2 separate regions of the Mus musculus genome follow, and region 1 is linked to region 2. The links are chromatin loops, found by intact Hi-C in ENCODE. Cell type or tissue: left cerebral cortex. All regions are shown on one strand. Links, peaks and the distances in the headings refer to the core of each region. The heading gives the core; the rest is flanking DNA. Region 1 holds the start of Rassf10 (Ras association (RalGDS/AF-6) domain family (N-terminal) member 10). Region 2 overlaps 4930543E12Rik (RIKEN cDNA 4930543E12 gene).

Region 1 (15,523 bases), core at 5,112-13,111, 150 kb after region 2:
CCTGTAACACAGCTCCAGGGGATCTGACACTCTTGGCTTATAGGAACACCTGTATATACACATAAATAATTTTTTAAAAACTGCCTTTTTAAAATCACAATAGAACAGGCAAAAATAACAGAAAGAAAACTAGAAAATTCACAAATAATGTGGCGATTAAACAGCAAACTCTGAATGAATCCATCAAAGAAGGAATCACAGGTGAAGTTAAGAATCCTTGTAGCAGATGAAAACAAAACACTGTTCCCAGCAGAGCCCTGGGTTGTATGAGTGGGGAAATCGAGCTGAGCACAAACAAGTACGTAAATAAGCATGTGTGCATTCATTTTGCCTCTACTCTCGACTGTGGATGTGGTGTGACCAGCTGTTTGGAGTTCCTACCTTGACTTCCCCATAATGGCAGGATGTCATCTGTTATTATAAGTTGAAATAAATCCTTTCTCTCCTATGCTGTTTCTCATCAGGGTATTTCATCACAACAGAAATGAAACAAGTACTGAGTATCAAAGCAACTAGGATGCAGCTAAAGCTGTGCTAAGAGTAACATTCATAGCAGTAAACACATGGGTTGGCACAAAAAGGTCTTAGATTGGTCTCTTAACTACCTTAAGTGTCTAGAAAAGGAGGAGTAAGCTAAGCTCAAAGCAGAGGACAACAAAGATGAAAGCAAGAATGAGAGACATAAAGACTAGGAAAGTGAGGATGGGGTGGGGAAGCAGCTGGAGAGATACTCAGGGGTTGGAGCTCTTCCAGAAGACCTGAGTTCAGTTCCCAGCACCCACAGCAGGCAGATCACCATGGCCTACAACCCCTGCTCCAAGGGATCCAAACACTCTGTTCTGGCCTCCATGAGTGCCTGCGCACACATGCCTATAAACACACAGAGATTCATACTTAAAAACAAATACTTTTTTAAAGGACAGTGGTAATGGGAGGGGGAAACGAAGAAGGGATCAACCCTACACAAAGAATTACAGGCAGTTAAGGAATGTTGCGAGCAGGAGAAAATCCTTCTGGGAAAGAGCACACTAATTGGTTATCCAACACCAAATGGTCAGCCCTGAAAACATACATCCCACATTATACACTGAGTAGGTTATACTTACATTTTTAGGAATATATATGCAAAATACATATAAATAAGTTATAGAGATAGATAGATAGATAGATAGATAGATAGATAGATAGATAGATGTCAAGAAAATAGTCAAGAAATTGAAATAAAAATAGTCCAAATCAGAAAGAAACAATACCTCTTCTTGCAAATGGCACATTTTTACATAGACTATCATAAAGATCACATTCATGTGCAGACACACAAGCATGGCTGACCAATAAGTTTAGCAAAGTTTCAGTGAATAAAAGCCAACATAATTCTCTTCACTGACAATAAACATCCTAGAAAGGAAAGTGAGAAAACAGTTCCATTTGCTATAACACCCAGAATAAAAAAATTTAAATAAAATACTCAGGAATGATTTTGGCAGAGGTAAAACTTTGGATACAGAAAACTATACAATTGCTGCAATAAACTAAAGACAAGATAGATAGATAGATAGATAGATAGATAGATAGATAGATAGATAGATAGATAGATAAACTGTTTACAGATTAGGAGATTAATAATGTTACCATGCTTCTTTAGTTACTTTTCCTGTTGCTGTAACTAAAATACCCTGGCAGAGAAAGAAGGGGCTCCCTCTGGGTCATGGGGACATCCGCTGTCAAGAAGCAGAGGATGATGAGTGCTTTTGCTCAGCTCTCTTGCTCCTTTGTATACAGTTCAGGGTCCCAGCCTAGGGATTGGTGCTACCCTCTCTGGGCTGGATTCCCATCTTGATTGTCTAGACAAGATAATCCCTCACAGGCATGCCCAGAGGGCTTCTCTAGCGGGTGATTCTAGACTCTAGAATCTAGAGCAGTGGTTCTCAACCTGTGGATTAAGACTCCTTGGGGGGGGGGGGTGGATCAAATGACCCTTTCACAGGAGCCGCCTAAGACCATCAGAAAACACAGAGGTTTACCTTATGATTCATAATGCTTGCAAAAATTACAGTTATGAAGTATCAATGAAAATAAGTTTATGGTTGGGGTTCACCACAACATGAGGAACTGTGTTAAAGGGTCTCAGTGCTAGAAAAAGTAATTCACTGGCCTAGAGCCTTCAAGCTGATGGTTGACTTAACCATCTGAGAAGGCAATGTTGTAATTTAGATCTGCTATGACCCCCGAAAGCCTCTGGGACCCATCATACTGCAATTGGGATGTTGTGGAAACTTACAAGGGTAGATCTAATGGAAAGTTTTGAGTCATGAGGGGCATGTCCTCAGAGAGGTTGTAGGATTCTGGCCATTTCCTAGTCCTTTCTCTTCTTACTTCCTGGCCATGAGAATGAACTGTTTGTTCCATCATGACCTCCCTGACACAATGTGCTTTCTCCACACAGGTCCAAAACTGATCATGGATTGAAACTTCCAAAACTCGGAGACCAAATAGACCTTTTGTCTTTTTAAGTTGATTTCTTAAAGTATTTCGTTGCAGTAATAGAATGCCAACCAGCACAGGGAGCATGCAGTGAAGTCAAATAAGATAGAGGAACGCCATTGAGCATCTTCAGGGTTGAAGTGTGATCTGAATAAATAAGTAGAGTGGACTCAATTCTGCAGTCTTTACTGAGGTTCATGTCGGCCTGAGAGAAGGGCCTTTAGGTGGAAGACCAACAACTCCAATCCAGCTAAGAAACTCAGATACCATCCTAGATGCTCTGGGGACATACAATACGTGTTAAATGATTCACAAGAGGAATAGATAAAAGGGCAGAGGAGGGGGCAGTGGTCTTCAGGTCTTATTCCACATAGGGGGGAATGTGACCAAGGATGTCCTTAACCCAGCTACACAGGTTTAAATGCATGGGAACAGGGTCTTGTAGGGCACAGTAACTCTTGCCCCTGACTCTTCCCTAAGATACCTGTATGGAGTGGCTTAATAGAAAAGATTCAGTTAAAAGTTCTGGGTAGACTGGGGTGTGGTCAGTTGGCAGAGTGCTTGCCTAGCATGCAGGAGACCCTGGGTTCTATCCCCAGCACCACATAAGCTTGCATAGTGTTGCATGTCTGTACTTCCAGTACTCATCTGAGGTCAGGGAGTCAGGAGCTCAAAGTCACTCTTGGCCACATAAAGAGTTCAAAGCTGGGCTGAGCTACATGAGACCCTGTCAATAAAACTAAAAAGCTAGAGACAGCTCTGGCACAGCTTGGGTTGTCACCATCAATGACTTCATGTATCTGGCCACACAACTCTCCCTCTCCCCTCTCCCTCTCCCTCTCCCTCTCCCTCTCCCCTCTCCCCTCTCCCCTCTCCCTCTCCCTCTCCCTCTCCCTCTCCCCTCTCCCCTCTCCCCTCTCCCCTCTCCCCTCTCCCCTCTCCCCTCTCCCCTCCCCCTCTCCCTTTCTCTTCCTCTTCTGTTTGAGACAAGGTCTACATAGCTTTGGCTGTTCTGGAACTCACTATGTAAACCAGGCTGGGCTTGAACTCACAGAGATCCACCTGCCTCTGGCTGCCAAGTGCTGGGACTAAAGGTGTGTGCCACTGTGCCTGTCCTTCTAATTCTCCGAGCCACTCAAATATTTCCTGGGAATGTCTCACCTCTGTCTTGTGCTAAATCTTCACCTGATAGATAATCACTAGCTCTGAAATATGGGGGAGATGGTTCCTCCTCTCTGGAGGAAACAACTGAACAAGATGACTGCTCTCTCACAGGTCTGCAGAGCTCTCTGTGCAGGTGGCTGGCATGTGTGCTGGATGTGAGGTCAGGCTTGTGCTGGAATCTCCTGTCAGCTTTGTGAGTGAGTGAGTGTGTGTGTGTGTGTGTGTGTGTGTGTGTGTGTGTGTGTGTGTGGTTTTTAAAGATGGGTTTCTATATGTAATAGCCTTGGCTGTCCTGGAACTCACTGTGTAGACCAGGTTGGCCTCAAACTCAGAGATCCACCTGACTCTGCCTCCCAAGTGCTGGGATTAAAGGTGAATGCCACCACCATTCCCTGATCATGTCAGCTATTGATCAGAAAGACAAACTTAGTTTCATTGTAAAAAGTGGAGATCCAAAAGGCCTGCCTCACAGGGAGATACATGCCGTCCTATGATGTAGTCTATTGGAAAAATTCAGACAACAGTGGCTTCCCTATCTACCCTCTTGTCCTTCCTGTAGGGAAGTACATTGGGCAAATGTTTCCACACTGGAGACTTCACTTCCCTTTTCAAAAATTTAAGGATGGGCTGGCAAGATGGCTAGGTGGGTAAAGATACTTGCTGCCACGCCCAGTAACCTGACTACCACCAGAACCCACATAGCGCAAGAAAAGAACTGACTCCCGAAAAGGATTCTCAGATTTCCATACATAATGTGGCATGTGCCCATTAATAATAAATACAAGTTAAAAAAAAAAAAGAGGGGGAAACTAGTCTAAGAACTGAATGATACATGGAAAGTAAAATTTTAAATTAAAAAGAATTTAAAACTGAGCCCAGGTGCTAGAAAGAAAACCCCAGACAAACATAAACTGTTAGCAGCTGTTAATTAGCAACTTGGCCTGTGTGTTTATTGTGTTTACATTTAATTTTTGGTAAAGGTTTGTAAAGAGAAACACAATGTATTCATGACATCACCTTCTAAGAATCACCGTTCCGCTAGACTGAGATGAAAAAGATAATTGTTTGTTTTTATAACTCTAGTTCTTCTGTTATCTTCTTTGTCCTGTGCCTATGAAGCCTTGGCCCCTCCCACTCTCACATCATTGGCCAACTCTGATAGGAGACAAGATTGCTAGCTGGTAAATCAATCTATCCAGAGAAGAAAGAAAAAAATGAAAAGAGCACTATGCCCTCTTCTTCCTCCTCTTCCTCTTGTCCTCCTCCTCCTCCTCCTCTTCTTTACCTTCCTTTCCTTTCCTTTCCTTTCCTTTCCTTTCCTTTCCTTTCCTTTCCTTTCCTTTCCTTTCCTTTCCTTTCCTTTCCTCTCCTTTCCTCTCCTTTTCTTTTTAAAGTCAGGATCTCATGTAGCCCAGGTTGGCCTCAAACTCACTGTGTGACTTTGAATCTTTGACCCTCCTCCTTCACCTGTTGAATGCTGGGATTATAGTTATGACCCACTGGGTCTGGTTTCACATGTGCTGAGGATCAAAGCCAGAGCTGGGCAACTCTACCAAGTGAGTTACACCCCTAGGCCCTGCCATGTCATCCTAACTCATCAGTAAAGGCTTCCGTCCTTGTTGTGATTTTAGACCAAAGCTGAGACCTTGAGCATTTACCCAAGCGCTCTGTCACCAAACTGCACCCCGGTCGACGAAACACCTCTACCAACTGGCCCAGCTTGTTACAAAGACACTTTAAGATGGTGATGTTCAGCCCTGATTTTGAGGCTATGAGAATTAATAAATTTTGATGAAACTATTTTTTAACAAACAAAACCCAATATCTAGTGACATCTAGGATAAAGTGGGCACTTTTATGCATAGCTTAATTAGAATAAATTGTTTGAAAAGCAGCATGGCAAAGACACCTGAAGCATATAAATGCATCTCCTCTCGAAGGTGAGAATTCTCTTCCTGGGAATCTTTTGAGAGAAGTGAGGGGGGGGGGTCCCCAAAGCAGATGCGCTCATAAAGGAGCCTAACACAGAGTTATCTTACAATAGTTAGAATGTGGGCTAACAACGTGGGCTGTCACAGAAACTATGAAGCTCAAGAGAGTTTGGCCACAGTATGGGGTCAAAGCAGGCATGCAATCTTATCAAAACTATGTGTAACAATAGAGCAACATAGGAAAACTTCAAAATGCACAAAAAATCCTGAAGGGAACTTTGGCAAATGTTGGCAGTAACAGGCTTTCTGTGGTAAGAGCCTGAATGTGGCGGCTCTTCTTTCTTTCCAAAATTCATGTTGTTTCCACGTTTTTCATCAAGATTGTGCTGTGCAGCTTTTCTAAGGAAGAAACTATTAATAAAAATAATAACCATTCTTTAAAAAAACATTGTGTGTGTGTGTGTGTACACATGCATACACTCACTTGAATGTGTATGTGTGTGCTCCTGTGAGGTCACAGGTGTATGATCAGGCACCTCTGAGGAGGCCAGGGGACAACTTGCAGGAATCAGTTCTCTCCTTCCACCATGTGTGACCGGAGGATCAAACTTCTGTCAGGCTTGGTATCAAGGGCCTTTTACTCACTAAGTCGTCATCTCCTGGGCCTAATGACCATATTTTATAGAAGGAAGTCAGCATAGTAAGGCCACATGGGATGCTGGGTTGTGAGAGCACCCCGAATGGGATGCATAGGAACACACACACACAGTGGATCGTCCTAATTCCAGAAGAAAGATGGGGCTAGCTGGGAAGGAGCTTATGGCGTTTTCTGTTCTCTTCGAAAGGGTGCTGGATTTCCATAGGGCCTGGGAGCACCCAGAGAACAGGAGTCCCCTTCCCAGGGACAGTGTCTGCCGTGTTGACTCACCTTTAGTGTCACGGGCATTATCTATATGCAGGAAAATGGAAAACACTCATTCATCAGTGAGACTTCAAGCCTACACACATGGTTGTGACAAGAACTTTTTACAAAAGGAACCACTGCCTCTCCTCCCGCCTCCAATCCTCTTCTCTCCTACTCACACAGAGAATACCTCTTAGGAAGAGAATTGATTGGAACGAAAGAAAAAAAGGAGAAAACTATCCTTTGTTAGAAGCAAAGCCCCCCAGCTGTCTGAAGCATTTTCTTTAAAGCAGGGCAACCTCTTCATGTGTTAGGGACAGAGAATGTTCTCCAAACCCCCGCAGGCCCTCCTCCTGTGATGTGGCATGTTTGCTTTGCAGGTTTCAGGCATATTTGCTGACGTCAGCGACCCATCAAAGTTTAAAATAATAATAGTCAAAAGGAAAACAGCTCCTTTCTGCCAGGCAGTCGCGCTCTGCCAACTTCTATGTTCCTTCTAAGTTAATAAACGTCCAAGAACCACCCCCCCACAACCCTAGGGGGAAGAAAAAAAAAAAGCATGATAATTTAAAAAACCACCAGGTCAGCCCATTGCCAGCATAAACCATTCAGACAGGTGGCATTTGTCACACTCTAATGAGGATTTTACCTCTGCCTCCACAGGCAGGCTGTCATTAAGCTTTGTGTCTACCGAATCAAATGACTGGGAAGGGGGAGGCTCTTTTGGTCAGTTTTTTTTTTTCCCCTTCCTCTTTTGAATGACGCCACAGAACCAAGTGTAAGGATGTTTTCTGCATCAGACAAGACTACGCAACATAACGATACCAAATAAAGTCTCTCAAAAAGTATCAAGTATTTAAGAAAACTCTTTTCATTTTGATTTTGCTTGAACATCTGAAACCGGTCGCCTGTGTTATAATCCTACGGTGGCATCAGAGTGGGGACAGTCTGTGAAAAGGGGACGTTCCAATAGCGAATTGAGGAGTTCAGGAGGACATGCTCCCATTGGGGACACTCAGACAGGTGATCACGAATGGGAAGAAACAGTTCCAAATCCCACGCTTCTGTACATATCTTTGCATGTCATTGTGGGAACGGTAGCCAGCCCCTCACTAGTTCAGTTGATACCAGCCTTCTGCGCCTCACTGACAACACACACACACACACACACACACACCATTGTTAATACTTCCTCTGGACAGATTAGATCCACATTCCTCAGAAAGTACTTGGCTCCACAGGGAAATGGACAAGCAGGCTCCTTCCACTGGCCCAACAGCTAACTACAACTGATAGGTTTAAATTGAAATACCTGGAACAATTACACCGAGTGCTCCCCAGCACTCTCACCAGCTACAGGAGACAATGTCACCCTTATATCTCCCCCCTCCACGCACAGAGGAATGGCCAACCAGGGGCAACTTTTAAGTCTTAACTCAGCTTCATGCACTTTCCCCATGGCTCCCTGCTATCTATGGTTATTCTATTTGTTTACCCACCGTGGCCTATCAGATTCCTCCCCCCCCCCTTTTGGGGCCTTTGCTAGTAAACCCTGCTGTTTGCACCTGAAGTTAATTGGCACTTGCAGTTTACTTGAGAACCAGAACCTCATCTCCAACCGAAGATACTGAAGTTGGACTTGGGTCTGGGTAAAATTCATGAAGATCATAGCTGGTGTTTAATCACGGAGCTGTAGTTAGCAGCTAAACACTATGCGGAGATTCTTACTTCCAACTTGTAGCTGACACCAGAACGTTCTTTGAAAACAGCAAAGCAGGCTGCACCCCCTTCTGCAGCTCCCCCTTCTTAACTGTAATTGAATCATGAATTACAAGCCAGCACCTCTGCCTTTGCAGAAACACACCCCAAAAAGCCAGACTACATTTTTACCCTGGATTATGTATGCCAGGATTTTATAACTCAAAGTGCTATGTTTCAGGCTGAAGGTGGGGAGCCTTTAACACAATGTATTTAGTAAGGAGAGGCCCAGCCTTGCATCCCAGTGCAGTTTGGCCTTTGACAGAAATAAAAGGCAAATGATTTAGCAGATGGGTAATTCCCAAACCTGAAGAAATGTAAACAGTCAGGATTTTGATGCCTATGGGTTTTATCAAAGATGTTAAGCAAGGCAGAGACCAACACTAGTGCGCCCTCTTTGGCTAGTTTGAACACGTTTCCAGTCACAATTAACATTCAAGGAATTTCCTTTCCATCCAAGTGTTTTCTTTTAGCAGCACTTTATGCCACAGACCAAAGTTCTAGCTGTCATCAGTCCTTCCCATGCACAGGAGTGGTAAAAAAAAAATGTCCCGTAATGTTTTCCTTTTCTCTTGTTTTGAAAATGGGCTTGGACCTCATCACTTACCTAATGTGTTTTTAAAAAACAGGGAGGGGTTCTCACCTCCTGACTCCACTTCCCTCTAAAGCTTAGAAGCTTAGGGCTTCCTTGTCCAGGACCCTCCTTCACACTCACTCTCCAGACCCATCCGTGGGAACTCTGAGCTCACCCCCATGGCCTCACTTCATGTCCCTGAGCAGGCCAAACCAGTGCATTCTGCAAGCGTCTAAGCTTGCTCCCTACTACTTCTACACAAGGGATTCACACACAGGGGGTACCGAGTCTGAGTCTTGGCTATGCATGGAGCTCAGCCCAGTATCTGAGTCCTCATCGTTGCCCGGGCAACTCTTAGCCAGTCCCCGGGCCTGGTCTACCCACATTTCTGCACAGGTCTGAGGCTGAGGTTCGCGAGAGGGTCCGCTGGAACCCAGAGCCCCATCATGCACCACCGTCTGCTCAAAAGTGTGCAAACTCTGGAGAAGGCCCTGAAGCTCGCGCTCCTTAATGTCCCTCTGCTGCTGGCTGTAATCCAAGTCCGCCTTGACGGCCTCCAGGTCCGTGCTGAGCCTCAGCCCGATGTAAAGGCTGGTGCTGAGCTGCGTCCTGACCCGCTCCTGCTCCAGCAGCAGCTCGCCATCCGGACCACCATCGGGCTCTAGGGACTCCTCTCGAGCCGCCAGCTCCTCATTGCGCCGCTGCATCCAGCGCTGGTTCAGTTCCTCCTGGATCTCGGCGGACAGGCGCTCTAGCAACTCCTCCTGCTGGGCGCGCTCCTCCTGCAGCCGCACCAGGTCGTCACAGCGCCTGGCCAGCTCCTCCAACGCTGCCGCCTGCGCCTCGCTGTCCAGGGGTGCCGCCGGTTCTGTCCCCTTCTCCTCCAGTGTCGCATCTTCCGGCTCCCCTTCAGGAGTTTGTCCGTCCAGGTCGATGCCGGCCCCCACTAGATAGGTATCCTGCACGTAGTTGACTCCGTGCCTCCGCATGCGGTCTAGGTGCACCTTGGCTTCGTAGCGGTCTATCTCGCGGTCCAGCTCCCGGAGCCGCTGCACCTGCTGGCGAATCGTGTGGTCCTGCGACAGCACCAGATGCACCAGCGTCTCCATACGTTCTACCGACGCGCTCTCGTGGGTCCGAGCAGACGACGAGCAGGACGAGGCGGTGGACGACGACGTGGACGAACAAGGTGACGACGGCTGCTGCTGGCGCCTCCGGTTGAGCTTGGCCAGTTTGCGGAAGGCCTTGCGTACCACCCGCCGCTGCTTCTCCTGGGTCAAGGCCAGGCTGGGCCGTGCTGGGGCGCCCCGGGCCAAGCAGGGGCGCTCGCGGCTGAGCACTACCCGCGCCTCGGCGCTGCGCGGTCCGGCGTTGGGCAGCGACGCTTCGCTGCGCACCAGCACGAAGCGTACATTCTCCTGCTCGTCGCCCCAAGCAGTCCAGAGGCGCAAGATCCGCGTCTTGTTGGGCAGGATGCGCTCAAAGCCGCGCCACTTCTCCACAATGCAATAGCACTGCGGGGGCCCACATAGCATGCCCGGGGGCATCGCGTCGTCGTCATCCTCGTCGTTTTCGTCCGGGGGCTCGGGCAGCTCCAACTGGCCCGAAGGGTCTTCCGTCAAGCCCCGTCGCTGGCCCCGCCGCTGCCTGCAGCGCCGCCGGCAGCCGTCCTCCAAAAGCACCCGCACCACGTCCGAGCAGGTGGTGCGGCGGGAGAGGCCGGACACCAGCTTCTCCTCCTGGCAGATCCACACCGATATCTTCTTCTCCGAAGGATCCATGGCGCAACCGGGACGTGAGGAGCAAGTCCGGCTAGGTGCAATTAGGGCAGCAGGGCCAGCGCGGGCAACCTGGCAGCTCCCGAACTGCAGTAGAATCCGTGACCCTGTCTCCGGCCTCACTAGCCTTTCTCCCGGACTATGTACTGAAATCGGGCAGCGGCTGCTTTCGGCTCGGACGGCGGACTCTCCCAAAGCAGCACGCCGGGGCTCAGGTTCCAGCGGCTCTGGCTCTGCCCGCGGTGCCCGAGGCCTCCGGGTTTTGCTCCTCCCCACCTGGCTCCACCTCTTCCCGCCCCCCAGCGCCCTGAGCCGCTGCTGAGAGCACCGCAGGCGGGGCGCCCAAACTCGCCCCTCCCAGCCCTGCGGACGGGTCTGCCCCTGGCTCAGGTTACTGGCGTCCAGTTCCTAGTTTTTTCCACTCAGAGCAAAGATGGACTCCCGGGACCTTTCTGATACAAGGCCTGGAGCCTTCACCTCTAGGCATCAGCTCTGCGCCTGGAGCCCGCACCTCTGCGCCTCCCTGGGCTCAGCTACGCCTTGCCTCTAGACTTGGTTGGAAACACCTTAACCCGATGTGCGTGGTCTTGTGCCTTCTGTACAATGCACTTTGCACAGACGGGGAAACTGAGGCACCTAACAGTTTCTACTAGAGACGTTGTGATCCACTACCTGACCAGCTCACCTTTGTAAGCGCTGCCTCTAAACCTTCCAGTCTTCCTCAACCACAGTGGGGTCCATGATCAGATTTGCAATGATCTAAGGGTGGTACCCAATTCCCCATAGGTCAGATCTGTAGGTCCCCACTTTGCCCCTCCACTTCCCACAGCCTTGTTGACAGAGAAGTCAGGGCCAAACCTAAATTGATCACCAGTCCTGACTCCAAAGGGGAAACCGAGGCTATTACTATGACTGTTCCCATTGCATCTAAATGTCGTCTGGAAGTGATGAGAATCAAGTATCAGAACAGAAGAAATTCAAAGCCACTCTAATCGAAGCTTAAAACCCTCTCAGTGAAAGGCTTGTCCAGGGAAGCCCAGATCTGACAGCTCACTCCCCTGCCTCAAGACCTTGGATGTCTCATTATTTCTTGGAAAGTGCTTTGGTCGATTGAATGATTCCTTCCTGGAACATTTGCTGGGTTCCCACTGTGCTCTAAGTCCAGTGCAAGTGGTGTGATGATGAGCAAGCCTCCTGGCCTGCCAGCAGCTCACCATAGCTCAAGAGACATTTCCAATCAGTCTGGCGGTTCCTCAGAAAACTGGACATAGTACTACCGGAGGATCCAGCAATACCTCTCCTGGGCATATATCCAGAAGATGCCCCAACAGGTAAGAAGGACACATGCTCCACTATGTTCATAGCAGCCTTATTTATAATAGCCAGAAGCTGGAAAGAACCTAGATGCCCCTCAACAGAGGAATGGATACAGAAAATGTGGTACATCTACACAATGGAGTACTACTCAGCTATTAAAAAGAATGAATTTATGAAATTCCTAGCCAAATGGATGGACCTGGAGGGCATCATCCTGAGTGAGGTAACACATTCACAAAGAAACTCACACAATATGTATTCACTGATAAGTGGATATTAGCCCCAAACCTAGGATACCCAAGATATAAGATATAATTTGCTAAACACATGAAACTCAAGGAGAATGAAGACTGAAGTGTGGACACTATGCCCCTCCTTAGATTTGGGAACAAAACACCCATGGAAGGAGTTACAGAGACGGAGTTTGGAGCTGAGATGAAAGGATGGACCATGTAGAGACTGCCATAGCCAGGGATCCACCCCATAATCAGCATCCAAACGCTGACACCATTGCATACACTAGCAAGATTTTATTGAAAGGACGCAGATGTAGCTGTCTCTTGTGAGACTATGCCGGGGCCCAGCAAACACAGAAGTGGATGCTCACAGTCAGCTAATGGATGGATCATAGGGCTCCCAATGGAGGAGCTAGAGAAAGTAGCCAAGGAGCTAAAGGGATCTGCAACCCTATAGGTGGAACAACATTATGAGCTAACCAGTACCCCGGAGCTCTTGACTCTAGCTGCATATATATCAAAAGATGGCCTAGTCGGCCATCACTGGAAAGAGAGGCCCATTGGACTTACAAACTTTATATGCCCCAGTACAGGGGAATACCAGGGCCAAAAAGGGGGAGTGGGTGGGCAGGGGAGTGGGGGTGGGTGGATATGGGGGACTTTTGGTATAGCATTGGAAATGTAAATGAGTTAAATACCTAATAAAAAATGGAAAAAAAAATAAAAAATAAAAAGAAAAAAAAATAAAAATAAAAATACACAAGTAAGAAATTAAAAAAAAAAAAAAAAAAAAGAGACATTTCCAGTACCAGGCAAACACAATACCTTGTGTTTCTGACCAGGGAAGTCACCATGTAGTAAGAGAGCATGCCTGGACGCTGCTTGGCAGCCTGGACCCCATCTGGGAGAATCTGCAAAGGCTCCCTTCCCATCAAGGGTACCATCTGAGGCAAGAGAAAAAAAAAAAAAGAACCATTTGGGACTGCCAAAGGACTAAGAGATGGGGTACATTGCAGGCAGAGGAATCAGATGTTCAAACTCAAAAGAATCAAGAGAACATGGCAGTCACCGGGCCACACAGAGTTACATGAAGAAGAATCTGCCAAAGATAAGCTAAAAGGACCAGGTCAGGAAGGGTCCTTAATTCCATGCATACGCTTTCAAATGTATCCGAAGCATAGTCAGACACTGGAGGTTTACACTGAATGCTTTTACTTATCGTGACCTTAAGGAAAATATGTAATACTTCTGAATCGTATCTGTAAAGTGGTGATACTTTAAGAAGTAACTGCTATAAGGATTAAATATCAGGTCCTGGTAAGTGTATAGCAGAAGTTTTCATTGAAAGGTTAGAAAGCTGGGAGGTATGAGCTTTTCATTGCTATAAAATGGATTGCCATGAAGTTAGTAGCTGAAAGCAACACTCACACATGATTGCACTCTTCTGAGGTCTCAGGTTGTACTTGTCTTGGCTACACGGAGTGTCCCAGGTTAAAGATAGGGTGTTTCTGCTGGTAGAGTTTGGGATGGAGAGGGACACCACTTCAAACCCACTCGGATGTGTTTCCAGAAACCACTTCACTTCCATTGTGGCACTGAAGTCCCCATCTTCTTGGTGACCTTCATTAGAACCTCTCTCAGCCTCTTATAGATTCTTCCCATGTGTAAGTGTCTGCCCCATTGAAAGCAGTAATGGCAGGTCAGAACCACCCAGTCCTCTTGGCATCTTATCATCCTGGCATCATCCTTTGCTAACAGTGAGAGAAAAATCTGCTTGTAAAAGGTTGGCTTCATCAGGCAGACCCACCTGGAGAAACTATATTAAGGTCGACTGATTAGTCACTGCGCCGGCTAGATTTATGTCAACTTGACACAGGATAAAGTCATCAGAGAGGAGGGAGTCTCAATTGAGAAAATGTCTCTATAAGATTGGATTGTAGGAGGCTTGTAGGGCATTTTCGTAATTTTTGATTGACGGGGTAGGGCCCGGCCCATTGTGGGTGGGGCCATTCCTCTGCAGGTGGTCCAGGGTTCTAAAAGAAAGCTGGCTGAGCAGACAGACCATAGGGAGTAGGCAAGCAGCACTCCTTCATGGCCCCTGCATCAGCTCCCCACTCCATATTCCTGCCTGGCTCGAGTTCCTGGCCTCAGTGTTTCAGATGGTGAGCTTAATATGGAACTGTGAGTGAGATAAACCTTTTTCTTCCCAAGTTGCTTTTGCCATGGTTTTTCATCACAGCAAAGAGACCTTAAAACAGTCACCATAACTATATCTACACACTTGGATTGTGTGATGTCACGGACGCCAGAGCAATGACCAGAGTGGAGGAAGTAGAGAACCATGGGCCTGCTTGAGACACTTCCCACTGTGGGGCTTAATCACGTAGTCAGACCTTCACTTTTGAACCATCGTACTGTATGGGACCACAGGGCCGGGAGGAGTGGAGTGACAGGCTAGACGGCCCTTAAAAGAATGTCCTACTCAGCCCAGTGGTGATGGTGCACGGCTTTAATCTCAGAGCTCAGGAGGCAGAGGCAGGTGGATCTCTGTGGAGTTCAAGGCCAGCCTAGTCAACAGAGCAAGTTCCAGGACAGAGAAACCCTGCCCCCCCTCCCAAAAAAAAAACCCCACTCATGAAAAGAAGAGATGGTGGGCTCTGTTGCCTATAAAAAAAGAAAGACATTTGTGCATGGTCATGTAGCAGTATTTCTAAGTGTGGGTTCTAGAGGTCATCCCAACTGCATTTGCATTGAGGGGAACTCTCCTGTCCTTTCACTCAGCAGTAGTAAGTATCTGAAGTAAATGACTCCAACCCTCTAAGCAGGCAAGCAGGCAATGGTTCTAGAAGCAGCACACTCCAGCTGAGCACCTTCTAACTCAATCTCATTCTGATGCTGTCTCTCTGGAGAGCTCAGTCCCTAAGACTGCCCCCTACCCCACCTCAGACAACAGCTACAAGCCCAGGCTTGAACTGAGGGTCAAATGGAGGGGTGCAGGGCAAGATGGAGGAGGAGGAGTGGAGTGCTACCGTGTCGCTCTCCAGGGACCTCCATTTATTCAGCTGTCCAAAGTTCACCAACTTGATTGTTTGGGGAAGTCCTGTCGTTAGATAGGCGTGATGGATGAAGGCAATGGGCTCTGATGGCCAACTTAAACTTCGGCTTTTCTTCCCTCCCAGGAGGCTGAGGAACGGGAATTGAGACTGCAGCCCTCTAAGTCTGAGACCCACCCGGTATCCATTCTAGAGGCTTCCCAAAGCATCATCTCTCATGGGCTCCCCCAAAACAAAAGCTCGTCTGCCGCTGTCTTCACTCTGGAGCTGCCATCAAGAACCAAGGACAAAAGACCAAATGTCTGCCCCCAAAATGCCCTTTTT
Region 2 (15,523 bases), core at 3,462-11,461:
GACAACCAGTTAGTACCTGTTCTGGGCTCTAACCCTTTGGTTTCCTGACTTTCAAAACTACACCTACAAAGAATTTTTCTAAAACGATCTCACATGTAGATGTCTGACCTTGAATCCATTTTTGTCGCTAAGTTCAAATGTAGCTTTGTTGTTTTTACCTCAGTGGTAGAGAGAGACAACACAGAGATGGGCACATGCGTGGCCAGCACTTGACCACTAAACTTATAAACTCAACCCTTCAAATGTAGCCTCAATTCAGTTTTGGGTCATGAGTGCTCATGACCTATCTATGGCTGTGCATGGCATTGAACGCCAAGATGGTAAATAAGCCTCAGCTACTCATGGGTGGAGTGTGTATACTGAAAGCATTCTGGAGCTTGGAGTTAAGAGGCCAGGATTACTGAGCCGTGCCTGCTATGGATGGGTGCGGGTGGTTGACGGTATGTCTCCTGTCTCTGGTCTAGTGACTCTCACCTTCTGTATGCCAACCTTGCTGAATCCTGGTGCTGCTTAGACCAGCTTATCTTCAAATGTCTCTCACTAATGGATCCAAGTAGCAGGCATCTGTAGTTGTTTCTATGGTAGGAACTATAAGGAGAGTGACATTGTTTGTGGGACCACTGTACCAGCAAGGTGCTAATAGCAGTGACAATCCATGCATTCGTGTAAGAGACCATGCCTAGTAGCGGACACAGGAAAGCTGAAAGAAAAGGAGGTTGAATAGGAAGCTAGTGTGGGGCCCTGGGCCCAGCAACACTTGAGTGTCTTGTCCATGAGAGAGATACAAACCTGGGTCCAGAGCAGGGTGACTTAGGCCATCCTAGAGAAGCCTAGTGATAGACCTGGGAATACTGTCAGATGTTGGAGGGAATGCTAGACCTGGGAATACTGTCGGATGACTGAGGGAACGAAGGTGGGTTAAATGGAAGGCTGCACAGATAACTGATAGCTGGAATGGGCATGATGATGAGGTATCTGTTACTTGGCAGTTTTTTAAAATATGTAGGTAAAAAGGAAATCTCCAGTGACTTAGCTTTCTATCCCACTCAATGGATAGAAGTTGTTCAGGTCATGAGAGGAGGAAGGGAGTTCCAGGGGGCCATGCCAGGCCAGAGAAGCAAGAGCAGAGAAAAACGTGAGAACCACAAGGATGGCTCATGCGGCCGGAGCTTCAGACTGTGCAGCCTGTGCCTGCAGAGCCCAACCGAGAGCGGCCAATGTGCAGTTGCAGTTCCTAGCCTTGGCTTGAGCAGCAGTTAGCTAGTTGTAAACACACACACACACACACACACACACACACACACACACACACACACACACACACACACACACACGTCTTGATTGCACTCAGAGATACTGGTTCAATTGGTTTGGTGAGCAGCTGTGATACTGAGACCTTAAAATTACCCCAGGTGATTGATTTTAACAAGCAGCCAGGGCTGGAAACCATTGCTCAGGGACACAGAGTCCTTGAGCAATTAAAATGGCTTCCGCTTTGGTGATAGTGTTCTGGCAGGCTTATAATCAGAGACCAGCAGTGGGGAGGGGGGGACATGTAAGCATGGAAAATACATGTCCAGATGAAGCAACACAAGGGCTTTAATCAGACTTTGGCAGTGAGGTGACAGGGCACAGGTGTGACTTGAAAGGACAGAGAGGTAAGCAGAGAGACAGAGGGAAGAGCAGGTGGTCAGGTTTCTTGAGAGATGCTGAAGGCTTGAGAGAACAGAGCCTAGGAGAAGGAAACGTGAGCGTCTGCGTCCACCGCGGGGTGTGGGAAGCCGGAATGGAGATGTACGTTTAGCATGTCTTTGCTGAGTTAGAAACACCCGTTGACATTTTCCCACCCCTTGTGGTCTGGTGATGGATTTTTCAGCTTTTCTGGTTTTGTTCACAATAAGAATCAGGTGGTTCAGTGGTCAGCCTCAATTTCCTTCTGGAAGCTTCTGATCCGGAAGAAACTAGAAAGGAAAAGAATGGTGCATTTGTTACCCCAACATAGCCAGGAGAGCATGGTTCCAGCACAATATTCACACTTAAAAGGCAGTAGGGGTGGGGAAGCATGGAAAGATGGGGTCCATGCCTCGGTTGCTTCTGTCTTTCCTGGCCAGCATACTCTCTCTAGGTTTGGGGGCTTTCTTTAGCGTCTAAGTAGAGGCCACAACTGTGGTTCTCTTACAAAAGAAAAGAGTCCCTGTCAGTCCCTGCCCACCAACATCAGTTCCCTCTGCCTTGCACATATGGATATCGTGAACTTATTACCAATCTTCACCCTGGAGTGAAATTCCTCCTGTTTGAAATAGGATCACTTGAGTTGGGCTGTATGTCTTAGGATTTCTCTCTTCCCCTGTATGATGTGGATGGAGCATGACCCCAGCACTCAGGAGGTGGAAGCAAAAGATCAAGAGTTCACAGCCAGCCTCGGCTACATAGTGAGTTCAAAACCAGCTTAGACTACAGGAGACCTTGCTGCTGAGAGAGGGGAGGAGAACAAGAGAGAGCTTTAGAGAGGATGTGGTGGGAACAGTTTGGGATGTTATAGTACATATGTGCCCTAGACCTTAACGGGTAAGGATGATCATTCCATCTAGAGATCCCCAGAATGTCTGCCAACCTTGTTCAGCCCTCCCCCTTTTATGAGCATAGAGCCTACTGGAGCTCAGAAGAGAGAGAGAGATGGAAGTGGGTAACCAACAGACTCAAGCAGGGATCTGCTGTCCCTTTCTGGCTCTCCTCTGAAATCTAATCCTTAGCATTCATGAAAAGCAGGCTGGGAGGTGCCTGGTCTCAGGGAGGCAGGCCCTCTCTTCAGTCAAGGGAAAGAACTTGCCAAGAATGCCCATTCATTTAGCCTTGGTCCATGTCTCATTTGCATAGTTTGTATTACAAAGAAAAGGTCATAAATTCAGGTCTAGTTCCAAACTTTTTTTTTTTTTTGCTTTTGCCACTGGGTGGCCTCAAACTTGTAGCCAAGAATCACCTTCAATTTTTGATCCTCCTGCCTCTACCTTCCCAATGCTGGAATTATAGGCAATCACCACTACACCCAATTTTATACCACACTGGGGACTGGACCCTAGACAGGCACACTAGCAATGACAGGCCACATCCCCCAACCAACATTAGATTTTTAAAAAAAATATAAATATAACACTTAATCTGTGTTCATAAAGAGAATCAGGTTGTTCAGTGGTCAGCCCTAATTTCTTCCTGACAGCTTCTGACCTGTCAGAGACCAGAAAGGAAAAATGTCATGTGCTTGTCATGACAACCCAGCGAGGGTTCTGTAACACACTGTGAACACAAGACGTGATATTTTGTTTTTCTGAAAGCTTATTTTAGAGTCCCTCTCGTTTTCTTCTGTTTAAGTGTTGTTTGATAAAAGCTTAATGCTTACTTCACAGGAAATAAAAATAAATAAAAGCCTTCCATTTACAGACTTACTTAGGCTGCGGAAAAAAAATATTGAGTAACGAGTAAGAGATTAAGATAATACATCAAGTCAAAATACTGTGTGAGATCGAAACCTAACTTGCAGAAGTCAAAAGCAAGTGTCAACTGTTAGCAGACATACAGATATACAGACAGACAGATGTATCTCCTTAAGTAGCAGGGGGTTGGAGCTACGTGTCTGCCATTTATAACCCCTTGAGTAGGCTTCAAGTAATTACATGATTAAAAATCAAGACTGTGCTGTACAGTATATGATGAGAAGCTGTTTAACCAAGAACTGTTAGGAATGTAGACATAAAAATGCCTGTGGGCTGTCCAGAGGGCTCGATGGACACACATGCCTGCCACCGAACCCGGTGACATGAGCTTGACCCCCAAGATGCACACACTGTGGAAGGTGAAAACTAGCTTCTGCAGGTGACCTCTGACCCCTGCCTGTGTGCCTTGGCAGGCACACCCACACGCATGTGCTTACACACAGAAGGCCTTAAGACTGTAATACACATTTTTTTTAATGCTTTGCTTTCTCATATCACGAAGAGAGTTAGTTCCATTTCCTCTTGCCCTTTCCCACCTCACTGAGTTGCTGGACAAGAACTGAACTCAGAATCCATCATCCACGTTGAACCAAGGTTTTGGGTGACTTTGTTCCTTGCACTATTGACCCTTTGAAAAAAATAAAACAAGTTAGTTCCCAAAAGAAAAGAAAAACAAAAGCAGGGCTTGGAAGCTGGGGCAGGACGTGCTTGTTGGGCAAGCAGGAGGATCCGAGTTTAGTCCCCAGAACCTAGGTTCAAAATTCAGGCATGATGGTGCATGTTTGTGTTCCTAGAACTGGGGAGGCAGAGATAGGAGGACTCCTGGTCCTTCCTGGCCAGCCAGTCTGGTGTAATTGCTGAGGCCGAGATAATGTGAGGCCCTGTCTTGAAGGAGGGGCGTGGAGTCTGAGGATGACCCCCAAGGCTACTCTCTGGCCTTCATATTCATGTGCATGCACCCCGCCCCCCCAACACACATTCAGACTCATAAGTATACCAATGCCTATATGGGTTTTCAAATTAAAAAAAAAAGAATTTGTAGAGGTGTTTTGCCTGTATTTGTGTCTGTGTATCATGTGTGTGCCAGGTGCCTGAGGAGGCCAGAGACGAGCGGCAGATTCTCTGTAATTGAAATTGAACCACCTTGTGGGTGCTGGGAATTGAACCTGGGTCCTCTAGAAGAGCCACTAGTGTTCTTAACCACTGAAGAATCTCTCTAGCCCAACATTATCCTGAAAGAACCCGGTGGACATCAGTGGTCTAGGGGCCAATCCAGGGAGCACTTTGAACAACCTCAGCCCTCCTGCTTCTGCGCACTCCCAACTCATGCTCTCTCTCCCTTTAACGTGACAGCTCCTCTCCCATCTGGAGATGCGAACTGGGTGCGATGCAGAATGGAATGGCATGGGAAGCTTACCCATCGGCCTGGGACAGAAGCCACTGGCAGCACCAGTCTGTGGCTGAGGACCAGTGTCCTGGGGCATCCCACACAAAAACCAGAGGGACTTGAGGCTGTCAGCAAACACACTGCTCATGTCTCCAGCCAGTCCCCTCTGCCAGGCCAATCCAGACTTGACTCAAATGAAAAGTGTAGACATGTCTGGTGTAGGGATGTGGTACACACGTCACTCTGCCATTCACTCGTCTGACTTTAGGACATTTACAACTTTAGTCACAAGCAAGAACATGCTACTTTGTATATTAAATGCTATTTAGGTGTTTATGAACAGCTATGCGCAGGAGAAAAGGAAAAAACGGGTCAAGGACACATGCTTTTCTTTACCTTATTCCCTTTTACCTCTGTCTCTGTCCCTTTCCTGACCACATTAGGCCAACTTTCTCTCTCTCTCTCTCTCTCTCTCTCTCTCTCTCTCTCTGTGTGTGTGTGTGTGTGTGTGTGTGTGTGTGTGTGTGTGTGTATGTGTGTGTGTGTTAAAAGCTTTTAAAAACCCACAGGTTTGGCATGGTCTCCAGGTGACTTCTGGTCTCAAATTGTCCATCCATGATTTAGAAGCCCTACAGAACTCCTGCCATCCCCAAGTCTTTGTTAGACAGCCAAAAGCCTCCGGGCAGCCTCCCCAGATGTCGGCACCTTGGCAACGCCCTGGTTTGAACATGATTTTAATAGCGACTAATTCCCTCAGTGGTGGCACCCCCGCAAATGGCTCATCATGTCACAGGCAAGTTTCAACAGTCATGGAACCAGATGGGCATATTTTTCCAAACAATAGTGTTGCGGTGGCAAACAGCTAAGGCACGTCAGGGGCACAGCAGTGAGGCAGGTAGCAAGTGCGCGCTGGGATGAGTTATCTGCTTCTGGAGTGATCACTTATTTAAATCTTTAATTGCTTCTGAAGAGAAGGGAGTCATTTGCACCCATGGGCGTAGTTTTGGTTTGTTCGTGATACCCAGGAAGAAACTACATTCTGGGACTGTGGCTGCCAGAAGAGGAGACCAGTGTGTGTGTGTGTGGGGGGGCATGCCAGCTCCAAGTTGGGTTTGAATGTCTGGTCTCTCAGGGCAGCCCATCACCTTTTGTTTCTGATGTATCAGCTAGCACCCACCCTGTCCACTCCCTATCTCCTTCTGCTCCTGTGGACACTTTGGTACACCCTGGCTCAGGACTCTATGTTCTATAAAGAAAGTAGATGCCAGGAGGGTACGAAGGACAGTGTGCCCGAGGCCGAGATGTTTAGTGTCTATGATGTCAACCTCTAAGACATGTGGCATCACTCCAACATCTGTCATTTACCTTGTAGCTGCCTATAAACTAATTTGCCAATGGATCAGGGTTCACATTAACTCTAGTTGGGGTTCAGTTTAGGCTAAGAATATAACAGCACAGGTGTCATGTGGAAATTGGGCTCATAAAAGGCTCTCTTGACTTCACTCATTTCCCTGTGATATCAGCAGTCCCTAATCACCCCCAACACAGCAGATTCCTAAGCCAAAGCTTTGTGTATTCTGGCCTTAAGGCTACCAAGCAAATACAGACACTTGTGGGGGATGTCTGTGGCGGGGGGTGAGATCCAGGACACCTCTCCCCAATTATACTCAAGTTCACAGCTTGTGAGGTCCACTATATGAATTGTCATGGGACTTGCACATAGCTTGCTGACATCCCACAAGCACTTTAAATAACTTCTGAATTCTTTCTAATACCCAGTACAGTGTATCACTATGTATGTGGGTGTTTCCCTGGGTCACTTGCAAGCAGCAATGTCTGAGTGTGTTCAGTATTCCTGCAACATTTTTCTGAGAAAGTATTTCAGCTCTTGGTTGGACACATCTGTAGATGTGTAACTTGTAGGTATGGAGAGTCAATTGCATTTTTTAAAAATATAAAATATGGACTAGAGAGATGGCTGAACTTGCTGCTCTTGCAGAGGTCCTGAGCTTGGTTCCTAACATCCATGCCCAGGGGCTCAGTAACACCTTTAACACCCGCTTTAGGGAATCTAACTCCCTCTTCTGGCCACCATAGGAACTGTACTCACATGTACATACAAATACAATTAATTTTAAAAAATATAAAAATGACTGAGTATGTGCACTGTACATGGTGTTTTTACACATAAGTGTATAATACATGTTGAATATGTATCACAGACTTCTACTTTTTTGTACTCATCCTGTCCTATTAGTCCTCTTTGTCCCCCTAGCTAGTTTCATATCTACTTTCAATGTCATCTATGCATACATGATTTTATGTATCTGCACAAAATTTAGGAGTCACACATAATAGAAAACGCCTAGTATTTGTCTGAGATTGATTTGTGTTTAATATGATATCCTCCAGTTACATCCATTTCCTGTAAACAACAGAACATTCTTCTTTATGGATGATAAACTAATCTATTGTGCAATTCTTTATCTATTCCTCTGTTGATGGGCACTTAAGCTTGTTCCATTACTTAGCTATACTGAACAGTGCCACAATAAACATTGATGTGCAAATATTTCTGTGATATATTGATTTAGAGACGTCAGGTACACCCTACGAGTTGATATGGATGAATCTTATAGTAGATCTCATTTTAGTTTTGTGAGAAACTCCTATACTGATGTTATTAGAGGCTGGACAGAATTCTTTATATTTCCTCCATCAGTGTCCTTTTTGTCTACATCCTCACCAGGACTTGTGATTATTATTATTATTTTTTTTTATAATGATGCTGATGGCTAGTGAGATTGAGCCTTCTTTAATGTACACTGCTCATTTGTTCTTAATCTTTTGAGAACCATCTGTTAACTTCATTGGCTCCATTGCTGATTCAGTTGTCAGATTTTTTTCCTGTTTAGGTTTTTGTTGTTGTTGTTCCTTATATATTCGGGAGACTAATCCTCTGTTAGATGGACAACATCTTGGTTATTTTCTGTTGCTGTGATAAAATGCCCTCGCAATAAGCACCTTAAAGGAGAAATGGTTTAGTTTGGCTTAGTCAAGAAAGATGCAGTCCATTCTGGCAGCAGGCATGGAAGGCATGCTGGTAGGTGCAGGGGGCTGGCTCATTACACCGCAGCCACACTCTGCAAATGGGGAAAGAGGAACAGGAAGTAGGCTGGGCTACTAGCCCTCAAGGCCCCGCCCCCAGTGACTTATTTCCTCTGGAAAGGTTCCGCCTCCTACAACCTTTGCAAACTGTTTTAAGGTTTAAGTGGCCAAGTGTTTTAAGCATGTAAGCCTACGGAGAACATTTCACATTTAAATCAAAACATCGCTAAATGTCGTTTTCTTCCACTCTTGAGGCTCTCTCTTAATCAATTAGCTGTTTCTTTTGCTGTTTGCAGCTTTTTACTCTGTGATTTCTAGTTGCATCGATAAGGTGTTTGTATTGTTCATCCTAGTCTGGGAAAACACCTATATCTTGGAGTGTTTTCGTTACTTTTCCCTCCAACAGACTCAGAGTTTCAGGTCTTGTGTTGAGGTATTTGACCCAAATGAAGGTGAGAGATAGGGATCTATTTTTATTCTTCTATGTATACATACTCACTTTCCTCCACGCCATTGGCTGAGCAAAGTGTCTTCAATCCACTGTATCTTTTTGATATCTTTGTTTTAAAAATGGTGGTTTCATTTGTGTGGGTTTCCATCTGGGTCCTCTGTTCTGTTCATTGCTCTCTGATCTATATTTGTTATGATGGCTCTGCAGTATATTTTGATCAGGTTTGGTGATACCACCAGGAGCAATCTTTTTGCTCAGTAGTACTTTGGCTATTCAAGATCTTTTGTACTTCCATGTTAGGCTCTCCACCCGCTATCGGCCCCCCGCCCGTTTATACAAAGAATGGCATTAGAATTTTGATGGGAATTGCATTGGACCTGTACAATGCTTTTGGTAACATATCCACTTTCACAACATGAACTCTTCCAATCTATGAGCATGGACATCTGTCCATTGTCTAGTGTCTTCCTCAATTTCTTTCTTCGGTGCTTAAAATTTTTGATTCTAGATGCATTTCATTACTTTGGTTGCATGTGTTCCAAGGCGATTTGCTTGTTTTCTTTTTCTTTTTGTTCAAGCCATTATGAATGGGATGTTTCCCCAATTTCTCTTTTAGCATGTTTGTTGTTGCTCTATGGGAAAGTCACTGATTTTTTTTTAATTGATAGTTTGAAACAGCATCTCATAACCCACAGTGGAGACAAATTCACTGTACAGCTGAGTGCGACCATTGCCTTCTGATTTCCCTGAGGGCCTTTACTTCCTGTGAGGCGGATTACAGGTACCGCTGAATCTGCTTTATTGAGTGCTGGAGACGGAACCCAGGGCTTTGTGAGTCCTAGGTAGCATTCTGCCACCCGAGCTGAACCCGAGCCTTAGGCTGCTATTCCTGCATGTAAGTTTTCTATCATCCATTTTGCTGCAAGTATTTAGCAGAGCTAAGAGTTTTCTGGGAGAGGGTTTAGGATCTCTTCTGTATAGAAGGGCATCATTCATAAATGAGGATTCATTAACTTCTTCCTCTCTTTCCTTTTATTGCTTTCTCTTATTTTCTTTCTCTAGCTAGGATTTTAGTACATTTTAAGTAACAGTGGAGAAAGTGGATCCCCTTATCTTGCTCCTGATTTTAGTGGAAGTGATTTGAATTTTCCCTAGCTGTGCGCCACGACATTGGCTTTAACTTTGTCATATATGACATTTGTTATGCTGGGATGTGTTCTAGTCTCCTCGGGGCTTTTACTATGAATGGATGGTGGCAATTGTGAGAAGCCCTTTCCACATATACTGAATGGTCATGTGATTTCTGTCCCTGGGTCAGTTTAGGTGGCATATTACCTTTATTGGTTTGCAAGTGTTGAACCATTCCTGCATCACTGGGACGAAGGCAACCTGCGCGTGATGAGTGGTATTCTTTATGTAAGGTGAGTGATCTTTAGAATTGAAAAATGCTTGTTTTACAAATATTCTACTGGGAATTTCTGCATGTTTGTTAGGGAGAATTGTGTATAATTTTTTTCTTTGTTGTGTCACTATCCGGCTTTGGTATCAGGATAGCACCAGCTTCATAAACAGAGTTTGGTAGGTAGTGCTCCTTCTTGGTCTGGCTTTTGGATAATTTCAGAAGCATTTGTGTTAGTTCTTGAAAGAACTTGAAGATTCAACAGTGAATCCCCCTCAGCCTGGACTGTCCTTTTAACTTGGGGGATTTAAAAAATTTACTGCTTCAGCTAGCCTTGGTGGCATACACTTTTAATCCCAGCACTCAGGAAGAAGAGGACGGTAAATCTCTGTAAATTCAAGGCCAGTCTTTATCCTCAAAGTGAGCTCCAGGCTAGTCAGGGCCACACAGTAAGATTCCGTGCCAGAAAACAAACGAGAACAAAATACTGCTTTAAGTTCATTACTTATTATAATTGTATTTAAATTGTTTGCCTCACTTTGGGGTCATTTTGGTAAACCATGTAGGTTAATAATCACTTTTTTTTTTCTTTCTAGATTTTCCAATTTAGTGGACTACATAAGGTATGTTCTAATGATTTTCTGAATTTCGTTGGTATCTGTTTTACTTTTTGAGTTTGTTTTGTTTGTTTGTTTGTTGATGTTTGTCTAAAAGTTTTCCAAGTGGCAGGTTTAGGAAGAATCCCTGCCTCAAAGAAGTAGACAATATTCAGCAGGCTCCTCGTGCCTCTGCACATGAGCATAGAGAGATGCATCTACAATATACATGTGTACACACTCAGACACACAACACACACACAGTACAGTATACATGGGTATACACTCAGACACACAACACACATACACACAGCACAATATACATGTGTATACACTCAGACACACAACACACATACACACAGCACAATATACATGTGTATACACTCAGACACACAACACACACACAGCACAATATACATGTGTATACCCTCAGACACACAACACACACACAGCACAATATACATGTGTATACACTCAGACACACAACACACACACAGCACAATATACATGTGTATACCCTCAGACACACAACACACACACAGCACAATATACATGTGTATACACTCAGACACACAACACACACACACAGCACAATATACATGTGTATATACACTCAGACACACAACACACACACAGCACACAGCACAATATACATGTGTATACACTCAGACACACACACACACACACAGCACAATATACATGTGTATACACTCAGACACACAACACACATATACAGATGGATAAGTAAACACTTCACAATATTAATTAAAATTTAAAAAATCCACAAATAATATAAAAACAGGAAGTCGCATGGGACAAAGCTAGCCTGCTGGAGTGTCTGTGCTATTAATGAAGGGGGAGTGAGTGAGCAGGGGAGGGAACTGGACAGTCGCTGTCACAATGCAGTTCCAACCTTCACTCTTCACTGTTTCTTCTCAGGCTCCCAGATGTCACTCACTGAGGAGTTACAGATGCTGGACACACCTCTGCAGCCTGTCAGTGTTTGGATTTCAAATGCTGGTCATGTCCCAGTGGCTCTTTCAGACATCACACTGGCTACTACGTATCCTGTCTCTCTCTGTTCCCCCTGCAGACTCTGGCTCCTGCCAGGTTTCTGCCTCAAAGAATACGGGAAGGTTCTGATTCGGTTTCTTTCCCATGGTCTAGAGGTGTTCAGGTTTCAGTAAATGGTCCCATGATTCTTGCTCTGTATTCTCCGAGGGTGCAATCCAGGAAAGGCTAGGAGCCACAAAGCCACTGCCTCAGCCCCAGGACTTTTTAAAAAGATGTCTTGTCCCACTTTGGTGGAGAGATGAGAAGAGAGTGGTCCTAGTATCTCCCCTCCCTACTACTGTACTCAAATGTTGCCTCTCTTCTTCCCTTCTTTTTCCCCCTCTGTCTTTTCAAAATGTCTGTCACTGAGAGCACAGTGCCAGTTTTCCATGGCTCTGGTCCCTCCTGCTCCCGAGCACACCAACCCCTCAGGGACTGTTCTTTTTCCTGTTCTGGTCTATTTGATACTACAGGACGCGTAGAACATCTTCAGTGTTTTTCAGAGTTGATCAACATGTTGATTTTTATAATCAACCATGCTTTGCGTAAATACGTAAAAAATGTGAGTAGTGCGCAGAGAGCCATTTTCAAACATTACTGGAATTTGTCTTAATCCAGAGCCAAAAATCATTCTAGATTTTAAAATTATTTTTAAACTCAAGTCAGAAACTCAAATCATGATTTTTTGCAATCAAATATTTTAGCCCACTATAATCCAAAGACATACTTACATGATATATGTTGAAAAATGAAGCTAGGAAACTATTAAAAGTTTTTTTTTTTGCATACTTAAGCCATTATGTTTCTATAAGAACAGAAAAGTTTGTGTGTACAGTAAAGACACTGCAGTTCATAACATAAGTCTTTTACATTTTTATTTATTTATGTGTGATTGTGTCAGGGTGTATGGGGGGACAAGCCACATGTGCTCCTGTCAAGGTCAGAGGATTGTGTCAGGGTGTATGGGGGGACAAGCCACATGTGCTCCTGTCAAGGTCAGAGGACAACCCAGAAGTTGGTTCTCTCCTTCCACCAAGTAGGTTCCAGGGATCGAACTCAGGTCATCAGACTTGGTAGTTTGTGCCTTTATCTGCTAAGCCAGGTCACTCCCCCTCCCCAATAGAGCTATCTTAAATCTGAACTGAGGCATTTCAGGCAGGCATTAGTATTAGTGAGTAAACCTTCTAGGAGAGGCTCATCTGGAGACTATCCGGATGCCACAAGACTACGGGTGACAGTCTCTCTGATCCTTGAGGTACAACCCCGATGCTGTGTCTTATTCTTAATGTCATAATGTACATATTCTTAATGTAAGTCCCTGTTCCACTTGGGGAAGTGTAAATGAATGTGGGTGATAGTAAAATATTTGGCAATAGTGAAAGATTTCTGAATGTGCCATGACAAAATTCAGAGTCAAACATGGAATGAATTCAAGGTCATACAATTTACTGCAGCCTCAGTTTTGAACACAGAACATGTGTACTGTGCAAGCTGGGCATGAGCTGTGTTTCTTAGCACTGGTGTCTTCAGAAAGCTGCCCAAAGTCCTAGAATCCCCTCTGCACCCTGCCCCCGCCCCCGGGACTGCCTTTCCCAAAGCCAGTGACCAAAGCTATGGAGAACACGATGGAGCCATGCTGTACGTTGTAATCTCAACTTGGAAATGATGTTCATAACTTCTGATGTATTTTACTGGGCAGACAAGGCAATCATGGTACACCCAGGGCAGGACTACACAAGAGTGTGAATTCCAGGAAGTGGGGATTGATGGGGAGCACTTTGGAGCTAACTACCATAACTCCATGAAACCTGAGACTGTCCTTGGGTTTGGGGTGAGGCCCAAGGCTTTTTTTCTAGCAGGTGCCCAGGTGATGCTGACACCATTCAGCCAGGATCTATGCTCGGAGAGACTCTGGTTTGTCCCTTACTCTCTCTTTTTTTTTTTTTTTTTTTTTTGTACTTCATGAATTCAGGTCCCACAAACATGGGAAAAATGAGGAGCAGGAAAAAATGTACACAAGAAATATGTATAGAGTCTCTAGTATGTGTTAGATGCTAGGCATAGATCTCTGCTTTCATTGTCTGGTTTTAGCACAACAAACCCTGCATATTTATCACTCACCATTTATGAATGAGGAAATTAAAACCAAGTGAGGAGAGGCAACTTGCCCAAGTTCATCTGATAACTTGCCCAACAGTTATCAAGTGGGGGAGGACTTGAAACCAGCTCTGTATAACCAAGTAGCCCCAAGCCTGTTTTTTGAATTCTAAATAGACTTTTTTCCTTTAAAAAGGTACTAGATGTGTTGCTATGTCCCTACCACATGATATAATTCATGTTTTAAACTATACCAACTGGATTTGTGGCTATAGGCTAAAATTTAACCTTAGTTTCATTTGAAGACTTAGTAAGCACAATGTTTCTAAGTGAAATGGAATATATATTGTATATGCACAGCCTTTTTTGTTGTTTATTGTTAGAGACAATGTCTTACCATGTGACCCCAGCTAGCCTGGAACTTGTTTTGTAGACCAGGCTGGCCATGAACTCACTGAGATGTGTTTTATGCAGTCCTTTGCAAATTGCTGAGAGCTTTATATTTGCCAGGCATGGTGGTGCATGCCTTTAATCCCAGCACCCAGGAGGCAGAAGCAGGAAGATTTCTGTACATTCGAGGTCAGTCTGGCTACATAGTGAGTTCCAACACAGCTAGTGCTGCACTATAAGGCTCATCTCAAAAAACAAATACTAGGAACCCTGCTAGACATGGTGGTATTCACTTGTAATTCTAGATATTTGGGAGGCCAAGGCAGGAGGGACCAGTCAAGGCTAAATATTGAGACCCTGTCCCTAAAGACAGCCAACCAAAATAACTGATGGTTAACTATTAGTAAGAGCTGTCTGGACTCCTACTGATAGGAGAAGTAGTTTTTTATATACTGCTTTCTGAATAGATTTAGCTTCAGGGTAAGAATTTTTAGAAGGATTAGAATGAAGAAAAAAGGAACCAGGGCCCTTATCTAGATACAGTGTGTTTACTGACTATGTATATAGGGTGGAGAGGGTAAAGTTGACCACATCAGTTTTAGATCTAGTAACTGAGGACAGAAGATGAAGTCATCAGTCTACATAGGAGGGCCAGGATCTCACTTTGAGTTCCCTTGATGTCACCAAAATGACATCTCTGTAAGGGAGTCAAATGGAGTCTTCCAGCATTGCAGGTGCATCCGCTCGTGGTGACTGGGAGCCTTTCTTGGAAGAATGACACATTCCCTCTTTCTCAAGATGGAGCATGATAGAAAGTCTGCTTGAGAGGCCAGGAGTAGGGGCACAGGCTCATGATTCCAGTTACTCAGAGGCTGAGTGAGGCAGGAGGATGGAAAGCTCAAGGCCAGCCTGGACTACAGGGTAAGTCCATGAAACTTGGGCAAGAAAAGTAAAAAGTGGGGGAATAAAGGTGGTGGCCTTAGGGACAGAGCTCAGCGGTAGAGCACTTACATACTCACACACGCCCTAGGTTCCATCCCCAGTATTGAGAGGGAGGTGGGAAACAGAGGGAGGAAAATCAACCAACCAACCAACCAACCAACCAATTGGTCCAGATCCTGATACAGAGACAGACTGTTGAACTTTTCCTTTATTGCAGGTGACAGCGGGAGCCATAAAGAAGTGACGGCCACTTCAGACAACTGAGAAAATGCAGCTGTCCCTAGGAGGCAACGTGGGTTAGCTGGGAGCCTGACTGGGAGGCTGGAGCATCAACCTTGTAGATTGGAAAACTGTGCTCAGAGTTGTTGTAAGCAACACATATTTGATGTGCACAAACTCTACTGAACTAGATGGAGAAAGGGGGTCTAGACATCGAGGGGACTTCGTCAGTTGGTTGGAAACAAGACCCAAGGACACACTAACTGGTGAAGTCATCCTTGGCCTTCACTACGCCTTTGTCAAGCGAAGGGACTTCTGTAAAGTTGAATGTCAGGACACGTCACACTTGGTGTATTCCTGGTGTGTGACAGCTGCTTAAGCTGCAGTGTT

Evidence for each region. Peaks named below come from ENCODE experiments on the same cell type or tissue, not always from the same donor. Only the 100,000 strongest peaks of a DNase experiment are listed, where the experiment ranks them.
Region 1: it touches region 2 in a loop (2.2-fold over the local background); 2 of 42 quality-filtered maps call a loop at or near these places.

What each region holds. Positions count from the first base shown.
Region 1 is chr7:112,949,267-112,964,789 of GRCm38, reverse strand. Rassf10 (Ras association (RalGDS/AF-6) domain family (N-terminal) member 10) reads right to left here and starts at 10,828. Exons shown (of 1, transcript NM_175279.3): 1 at 7,332-10,828. The coding sequence starts at 10,596. The coding sequence ends at 9,070. In left cerebral cortex, for the core only: CTCF peaks have their summits at 8,633 and 9,555; a DNase peak (open chromatin) is centred at 10,875; H3K4me3 peaks cover 1,842 bases.
Region 2 is chr7:113,096,987-113,112,509 of GRCm38, reverse strand. 4930543E12Rik (RIKEN cDNA 4930543E12 gene) reads left to right here. Exons shown (of 6, transcript NR_045978.1): 4 at 9,761-9,858; 5 at 10,433-10,459; 6 at 11,372-12,274. Among named protein-coding and RNA genes, the nearest start is that of 4930543E12Rik, 37 kb to the left of the region's middle. In left cerebral cortex, for the core only: a CTCF peak has its summit at 6,970 (motif pointing left); no DNase peak of the experiment used is centred there.